2 separate regions of the Mus musculus genome follow, and region 1 is linked to region 2. Evidence: chromatin loops called from intact Hi-C (ENCODE). Cell type or tissue: heart. All regions are shown on one strand. Each heading gives the region's core, and the rest is flanking DNA. Links, peaks and the distances in the headings are about the cores only. Region 1 holds the start of Zfp777 (zinc finger protein 777). Region 2 holds the start of Zfp282 (zinc finger protein 282).

Evidence for each region. Hi-C counts contacts between places; a loop is a spot of excess contacts. Peaks named below come from ENCODE experiments on the same cell type or tissue, not always from the same donor. Only the 100,000 strongest peaks of a DNase experiment are listed, where the experiment ranks them.
Region 1: it touches region 2 in a loop (2.9-fold over the local background); 1 of 42 quality-filtered maps calls a loop at or near these places.

Annotation. Positions count from the first base shown.
Region 1 is chr6:48,046,928-48,051,311 of GRCm38, reverse strand. Zfp777 (zinc finger protein 777) reads left to right here and starts at 3,198. Exons shown (of 6, transcript NM_001081382.1): 1 at 3,198-3,326. The coding sequence starts at 3,210. In heart, for the core only: a CTCF peak has its summit at 2,724; DNase peaks (open chromatin) are centred at 2,751 and 3,401; H3K4me3 peaks cover 2,612 bases; H3K27ac peaks cover 2,181 bases; H3K27me3 peaks cover 364 bases.
Region 2 is chr6:47,875,229-47,879,612 of GRCm38, reverse strand. Zfp282 (zinc finger protein 282) reads right to left here and starts at 2,058. Exons shown (of 8, transcript NM_146175.3): 1 at 1,777-2,058. The coding sequence starts at 1,941. In heart, for the core only: a CTCF peak has its summit at 2,029; a DNase peak (open chromatin) is centred at 2,032; H3K4me3 peaks cover 2,292 bases; H3K27ac peaks cover 1,714 bases.

The sequences.
Region 1 (4,384 bases), core at 313-4,312, 170 kb before region 2:
GAATGACCTTTTCACAGGGGTCACCTAAGTTTCACAGAAAACATGATTCATAATAGTAGCAAAATTATAGTCATGACTTAGCAACAAAAATAATTTTATGGTTGGTGGTCACCATAATAATATGAGGAAATCTATTAAATGATCAGACTGTTGAGAGAGAGAGAGAGAGAGAGAGAGAGAGAGAGAGAGAGAGATTTGAATATCCATAAGAAGTAGAAGATGGCAGGTAGTGGTGGCACATGCCGGTAGGATTTGCTGAAGGAGGCAAAGGCAGTTCGAGGCCAGCCTGGGATATACATTTTAAGCCGGGCATGGTGGTGCACGCCTTTAATCCCAGCACTCGGGAGGCAGAGGCAGGAGGATTTCTGAGTTCAAGGCCAGCCTGGTCTACAAAGTGAGTTCCAGGACAGCCAGGGCTATACAGAGAAACCCTGTCTCGGAAAAAGCACACCGTGGCTATGGTTTATTGGAAGGGCTGGGGTGCTCAGTAGTGAAGTGCTTGCCTAGCATGCCTGACGCCTTAACCAAGAGGATCTTGGGTAATCCAAACACTAAGAAATGGTAACAGTTTGAACTAATGAATAAGCCAGTTGTCCTTACCTATGCTGTATAGACATACTGAAATGTTGACATGCCATACTGTACTTCACTAAGAGCTCAATCCCAGGAATTCACATGTTGAAAGGGGAGAACCTTGAAGTTGCCCTCCGATCTCTACAGGCGCTCATAGCGTATGGATGACCACACCCCACCCCCACAACTCACACATAAATAAGTAAATAAATACATGTAAATAAATTAAAAAAAAGGGCTGGGGCTGTAGCTCAGTGGTACAGCTGTACTCTAGCATGCAAGAAGCCCTAGTTCAATTCCCAGTCTCAGTAATGCATTAAGTAAATAATAACTGCAACTGCATCAGTTGTTACAGTAAATGTTTGGTGGTTAGCCGGGTGTGGTGGCACACGCCTTTAATCCCAGCATTCAGGAGGCAGAGGCAGGTGGATTTCTGAGTTCGAGGCCAGCCTGGTCTACAAAGTGAGCTCCAAGACAACCAGGGCAATACAGAGAAACCCTGTCTCGAAAAACAAAAAAACAAAACAAAACAAAACAAACACCCCCCCCCACAGAAAAAATGTTTGGTGGGTGATAGGATTAATAACCAGAGTGTGTTTTTTATAAAACACTATAAACCAATGGAAGAAAAGCTATCCAACAGCGCAGGTACAGACTATGAAGAGAGCCTTGCAGGGTAAGAAAACTAACATTACTGCAGCAGATTTTAAAAAGCAATCAACTTCTTTAATGATGGCAACATAAATATATGTCAATAAGAATAAGGAGTTGCATTTCTCAACTTTTTGACAAACTTTCTAAGTCCCTTACCAGGAAATGTTGGCCAGGACATGAAAACAGGAAGTTATGCATGGTGGTAGGGTATGTGGGCACCGTCTCTGCTGAGCAGTTAAAGCCTGGGAAAGTTGAAGATACTCTATTCTAGAGCTGGTGAACAGCACAATGCGCTATGTATGTCTGTGATGTATATGTGGCATCCTGGCAGCAGGTTTGGATTCATTTCCCCCGAAGGATAATGAAATACTATATAGGGGTTAGAATGAATAGACCAGGTAGATAGACTTGTTTACACATACTGTATCCACCCAGATAACAAAAAGTTGCAACAGGATATGGGCTGAATAAATACAACTTATGTAAAACTTCAAGAATAGGAAAGCCAGTAGTGTGCACTGCCTGTGTATGCACACATGATACGCAATTCATAGACATATTGGGGGGGAGCACGTGACACTTCACGAATAAATGAGATGTCCTTGGCCTGGTGGTCTCCGTTTTTTTACTGAGAGCTTCATATTGCCCGGTTGCCTTCTAAGACAAGCTCCAACCCAGACACCCCCGGGGTTCTATGAAGTGAAAAAATTATTCTGGCTTTTCCTCTAGGTTCCAGTTGGGGTTCATTCATCCCTAACTGTAACCAGGACACCTGCTCAGACTTATTTTTCTTTTTTCATTCCATTCCCAAATCTTGGCAGCTCCTGCAAATTCAGTAAACGTGCGATTCACTGAACCTGTCCAGGAAAGAGGGTTCTCTCTCATGGTTGGAAAGAGTACAAGGGGGCGAAAACTGCAACTTGGGATCAGCAAGCCACTCCCGGCTCGGCCTCAGTTTCCTCCTAAGTAGCCCGTCTAGCCCCTTCCAACCCGTGCCCTCAAAGATTCCAGGAATTCTGTCCTTTCTGGCCGAAAACAACACTGAGGCTTTTCACAAAGCACTCCCACCCCCACCCCTCGCTCCCCTTGGATCCACAGCCCGCGTCCCTGGAACCCGGGCTGCACTGCGCTGGTCACATGAACTCCGGCTTTCTGTGGTGTGACGGCTCTCTCCGATCCCTTTGTGAGCGCAGGTTTTGAAAGCCAACGACCGGGTTCTGGGTTTGAGACGCGCAGGCGGCCGCGGGCGGAAGGCTGTCGGAGCCCATCGGCCCGCCTCCAGACCCAGCGCGCCGCGCGCCCGGGATTCCGCTCCGCCGCCTCCGCCGCCGCCGCTGCCCGCCGCTGCCCGCCGCGGCCTGGCCCGAGGGCGCCGGGCCGCCAAGACGCCAGGTGAGCCGCGAGGGACCGGGAGCCGCGACGGGCTCAGGGCGTGTCCGGCGCCGAGGCGGCCCGCGCCTCACTGTTCGCTCCTACCGGCTGTAGATGGAGCTGTCTGGGTTCCGGCCGCCTCCGACGAGCCTCCGAGCGCTCCTCTTGAAACGCCTGAGAGGGACATGCCTCCCAGGATGCAGTTTGTAGCAACATGGCAGCTGCGGTGCAGCTCCCCTGCTGAAGAGGCGCCGGGACGGCCGCGCAGCTCGCAGCCGGGACCCGGGCCGCAGCCGGGGTCGCAGCGTCGGCCGCTCGGGGCGGGCGAGCGCGCCGGGGGCGGCCGCAGAGCGCTGGGGCCCAGCTCGCCGCCCGGGCGCAGCCCGCACAGCCGCGCTCCGACGCCGCCACCGCCGCCACCGCCGCCCGCGCCCGCCCGCCGAGCACAGCCCCGAGCAGGCCGGGGCCCGACGGCCGCGCAGCCCCGGCGGGTGAGGCCAGGCCGCGCCGCACTGCCAGCCCGCCCACGGCGCCGGGCCTGCGTGGGGCTGCGCGCGGCGGCGGCGGCGGCGGCGGGGACTCGCACGGCGCGGGCCGGGCGGCGCGGGGCCATGGCCGAGGCGGCCCCGGCTCGGGGGAGGGCAGCCCGCGCGCGCACGGACGCGCGGCCTCGGGGCCCCGGGGACAGCCTGCGTGCTCCGGGCTCGGTGGCCCGGCCTGGGGTCTCGGTAAGGGCCGGGCGCGGCGACGTTAGCGGGGAGGGGGCGCCCTGGCGGGCTCGCGCGCCCCCTGGGGGGGAGGACGGCCGGGGCGGGCGGGAGCGGCGGCCGTCCGTGCGAGGCTGCGCGGCCGCACGGCTCCCGGACACGCGGCCCGAGGTGGGGCGCGGGCGGCGCGCTCGCTCCCTGGCTGCGGAGCCGGCGCTGCGTCCGTCGGGGTGGCCAGCGGCACGTTTTCCGCAGAGCTCGGCCCCGCGGAACGGCTCCCGGCCTGGGCGCGGTGCTGACGCGGCTCTCCCATTTCGCAGAGCGGAGACACTGAGGCACGGACACCCGGCGGCGACCTGCCCTGCCTGCCCCAAGGTCACGTAGCGAGTCGGCCCGGGCTAGGTGCCCGCAGTCCCGTAGAGGCCTGCCCAGCGTGCCGCGGGCCTGGACGGGGAGGGGTGGCGCTGGCGGCGGCTTCGCCAGGGTGGGCGGCCTGGGCTAGCCGAGCACTGGCTGCGGCCCGTCGGGGGAGGAGGGGAAGGCCGGGCAGCGCCCAGCCCAGCGACTCCGGTGTGGGGAGCAGTGTGATCCATAGCCTCTGCGTCAGGAGCACCCCGAGTCAAACTTGGGGTACGGATAAATGGGGTCTGGCGAATGAGAGCCTAAGAGGTTGATGTTCTTCCGAGGGCCATTCAATAATTAAACGCCCTCCCACCCAACGTGCTCTCTGAGGCACCCTGGCTGTGCTAGGCGGGTTTGCTGCATGGGAGTCCGTGCCTTTGAACCTGTTTCCATGTATACTGGAAGAGATAGGATAGATGGCTTCCTAAAAACCTCGCAGTTCTTAAAATAACAATAACAAAACACCTGGGAAATAAAATGAAGATTTTTTTTTAAACATTCTTACCTCTGGGCTTAGGTCTTCATGGCATGTAATTCTGAGTGAACCATCCTGGGTCATGTAAGAAAATGGCACAGCTTTTGTAAAAAGTCAGATGTGTGTCGTTATGCATGTTTCTAGTATGTTGGCATGGATCCTGGAGCCCCTAATCATTTACCACACAAGGGTGGGGAGGAAA
Region 2 (4,384 bases), core at 180-4,179:
ATTTCCGTGTAAGTTGACTGGAGTTAATCTTCTGAGCAATCTCTCTTGCAGGTTGGGGCAAGAATGATTATCTCTGCTTTAAAGATGATGAAATTGAGGAACAAAGAAGCAGCTGGCCATTCTTTAGCACCGCCCTGCCCTGCCAACTGGCAGGGCTCTAAGTGCCACAGATAACACAAACACTTTGCAAACATGCAATCACTGCCATGTCTACTAGGCCTACCAGAGATACTAGGCTGGATGGTACACCTGGCACTGTTAAAATTCCACACACTGCTACTTTTTCATAACTGTGCAAACTGGAAATAGGTTTACTAGACAATAGCACTTTTTAACAGGAAGAGGGACATTCTTTACCCCTGTGAGGGCTACAACAAAAACCTCGTGGCTCCCTTCCCTGCTTCCTGATGAGGGGGTTCCCCATGGCCCAGAGCCTGCCTCTTTCTCTTCTACTAGATATAGGCTGTGTGCTGAGCTCTACAACAGAGAAAGAAAAGTGGAGGTTGGTCAGGGTGTGCGGGATGACAACACAGACCAGAAGATATGTCCCTTTCTCTCTTGGTTCTCTCTGCTTCTGGTGAAGGGGCCCTCCAGTTGGGAAAAGTGGAATCCTATTGCTTTGAAGTGAGCCGGACTGACTGGCTTTTGACAATCACATGAACTATTTTCCTCAAACTCTGAGAAGCTGTGATAGCCAGAAGACTACCCCACAGCATCTGAGAATTCCTCTCTGACATGGGAGTGAGAACAACAGGACCCTAGGAATGCCAGCCCCTGCTGGGTCCTGGTGGCTGGATGGCTGTCAGTGCCATCCACTGGGCTTATGGAGGCTTCACCGGGGCCTTGTTCAGAGAAGGGGATAAGACTGACAATGGAAGTGTAGGAAGTCTGAGGCTGGTTGCATTTCCGCAGGTTTGAAGACCTACAGTTGGTCATTTTGCTCAAAAACAACCAAAGGTCTTCATATTGACTTGTCAAGTCTTAAGTCCTGACTGAGAATCAAATGGGAACACAGGGGTGGCTTCTTCAGAGTCCAGTCTTCAGGTAACTCAGTCTCCCTTCTGAGACAATGATGTTAAACCACGTTAACCCTTCTCCTTGTGCTGTATACCCAAGGCCGTGCCAGCTAAGTCCTAGGCACCCTGAGATCTCCTACGGAGCCTAAAGAAACAACTGGAGCCTTCTCTCTCACCCCCAGGACCCCAAGACAACGCTCGGGGATGCGGTTTGGGCGTAGTCAGTTGTCTTAGGCTGCTCTGGCGATTCCAATATGCAGGCAAGTTTGCCAACCCAAGATGACAAAGTCCCCTCCCAGTCCCTTCCCTGGCTCATCCGTTCTACAGAGGAAAAGTGGGCTGCTCTTTATAGTCGGAAAAAGACAGCAATAAAACAGCTTTAAACCCTTTTATTAAACTGGCTACAGTGTAAACATGGTTAAACTGTTCCCTCTGTGGGCCGGGAATAGGCCTGCCGCAAACCCAGGCGGGTCGGACGCCAAGAGGAACCCGAGTCCCTGCTCAGTGAAGCGGCCACTACCGCGCTAGGTCCCGGGCAACACAGCCCCGGCTTCCGCATCCTGCGGGCCCCGGGTCCCGGCCGCACCGGCCCGGACAGCGGCACCGTGGCAGCGCGGCAGGGCCTGGCGCTCCGGGCCTGCACCAGGCCCGCTCCGCCGTTCGCCCGGGGCCCCGGCAGCCGCGAGGCTCCCCGAGGCCCGGCCCCGCCCCGCCCCCACGGCAGCGGCGCGGCCATGGCGCCCGCGGGCGCTGCACCCACCTGCATGGGCGGCATTCCCTCGGCCATTTCCGCGCGTAGCGCCGGCTCCTGGTGGCAGACCTCCTCCGGGGGCAGAGCCTGGGCCCAGCTCCAGCTCCCGCTGTCCAGCCCCAAACCCTGGATGCCCAGCTGCTGAGGCTGCGGCCGTGTTGACACAAACTGCATCCTGGGAGTGCTGTTCCCCGCTCGGGCCGGCCAGGGAGAAGAAGAACGTTTTCCAGGCGCCTTCCCCCTTGCCGGGGCCGGACAGCTCCATCTACAGCCCGTAGGAGCAAACAGTCCCCTTCGGTGGCGCTCCCCGCCCTTCGCAGCCGGCGCGCCAGCCAATGGCCTCGGAGCTCCTGCCCGCCTGCAGGGCTGGACGGGGGCCACTCCAGGCTGGGGGCCACCGCCTCCCCCAAAGAAATCTGACGGCGACCGCCGGCCTCTAGGTCTGGCTGGGGTGGTCGATCTTCACGTCCCAAGCTGCGGCCTGGACAGTGGGGCTTGCTTTCTGTTACTTCTAGGAATGCATTGGACATCCCAGGAGAAAATGGTGCCTCACCCTTGTAAAAATTTTACCCAAATATTTTCTGAACACCTACTATGTGTCAGCTTTTGCTTAGGCATAAGGTGGGGTTTTTTTGTTTGTTTGGTTTTTTTTTTGTTGTTGTTGTTGGTTGGTTGGTTTTTTTGTGGTTTGCATACTCTTCTTCGGTTTAAATTGCAACATTGCCACTGGCTGTGATTTTTTTTTTTTTTAACATTTACTGTCTCTGAACCTCCTATGTTCTATATAAATAGGGTGGGGTGTTATGTTTGTCTTATTTTAATGTTGAAAAATTAGGAACTAATGCCTGGCACATAGTAGGCTCCCAGATACTTTTGCTAGATGTGGTGTGCACACTTTTTATTCCTAGCACTTGAGAGGTAGAGGTAGGTGGAGTTTAGGGCCAGCCTGGTCTCCATAATTAGTTCCAGGCCAGTCTAAAAAAAAAAAAAAGTAATTACCCATCAAAGATAAATCCCTGTAGGTTATCTGTAGCATATTGTCCACTTTGTCTTCCTAAATGGCCAGTCCTTATCTTGTCTGGACTGAGCTCTCTAAGGCTTATCACCTTGTGGAAAGTCAGACCTGGTGGAAGCCATGAGTTCTACTACACTTAAACTTGAGAACAATATGAAGCTACGGGGAAGGGTGGGGTGCCAGAGGGGCTATCTTCAGAAGGACAGTTATCGAGTGCTTTATTAGGTATGCTTCCAGGATATATGAATGAGTATTTCATAGACTCATATTATCCTCTATGAAGGTTATGCTCCAGAAGTCAGTGATTTTTTTTCCGTTTCCTGGTTACAAGTTGTGCATGCATGCAAGTGCATATATCTCACTGTAAACATCACGTCCACTATTAGTAGAGGAACCGAGTAAGCCCAGCCTGGGAAGCTCCAGGCAAATGCTTTTCTACTGGCAACCCACATCTGAGAAGACATTTTCTGACCTATGGGATATCAACTCTATATTCTCTTTTCTAGAAATGAGAAACAGAGGACTAAGTTAGTCCCAAGTGTTTAAGCTATGTCCTCAGGATAAAATGATTACTATGTCCCTCCTTAAGTATGTAGTGAGTCATATCAATGTTCCTTTTTACACAGAAAGACAACAACACAGTGTGTCTAATCCAGTTTCCTCGCAGGTAGACTTTCACACAGCCATTCACACTTTTACTGTGTAGCAGAGATTAGGCTTAGGCTGGGGGTCTAGTTCACAGTATTGTATGAACAAAAAAACCAAAAAACAAAAAACAAAAAAAACTCAACTTAAACTGGGCGATGGTGGCGCACGCCTTTAATCCTAGCACTTGGGAGGCAGAGTCAGGAGGATTTCTGAGTTCAAGACCAGCCTGGTCTACAAAGTGAGTTCCAGGACAGCCAGGGTATACAGAGAAACCCTGTCTCAAAAAACAAACAAACAAACAAAAAAACAACAAAAATTTCAACTTAAGCAGGCTCAAATGCACATTTTCACCATATTAGCATTATTTTATAACCACTAAGCCTACCAACTACAGGGCATAGAAACCTATACAAGCAGAAGGGTATGGGGTGGCTAAGGTATACTTCTGGAAGAAAAAAAAGGGCATAATGTGGGTGCTGCTGGTGCTACATTGGTTATGGTCCCTATATCAGGTGCTCCAATGACCAAGGGACTGAGGAGGCTGAGATACTCAGTCACTGGCTATGAGCTCCCTGAGGAGCAAAATGGACAACTGGTTAAACTATCATAGCTAATGTACACTCTTTACAAGAGATAGATTCAGGCCTGGCCCTTGACCTGTCAGGTGGCATTGACTGTTTTCCATTGTCTCTCCTAAAACTTCTACAGCTTGTGCTCTGGACAGTGTATTTGAAATGATGGCTGCAGGAGAGGACAAGAGAGGGGTCTCATACATTTCAAAACATTTATCTACCTTTTCTCAAATCTCTCTAAACCTCCCATATTATATATAAATAGGGGGTATGCTAGTCTACTTTAGTATTGAAAACTTATAATGTCTGGCATATAGTAGGCGCTAAGGAAAGGCAGTTACTCTTTACCCCTTTGCCAATGTGGGGATGCATGCCTTTGTTC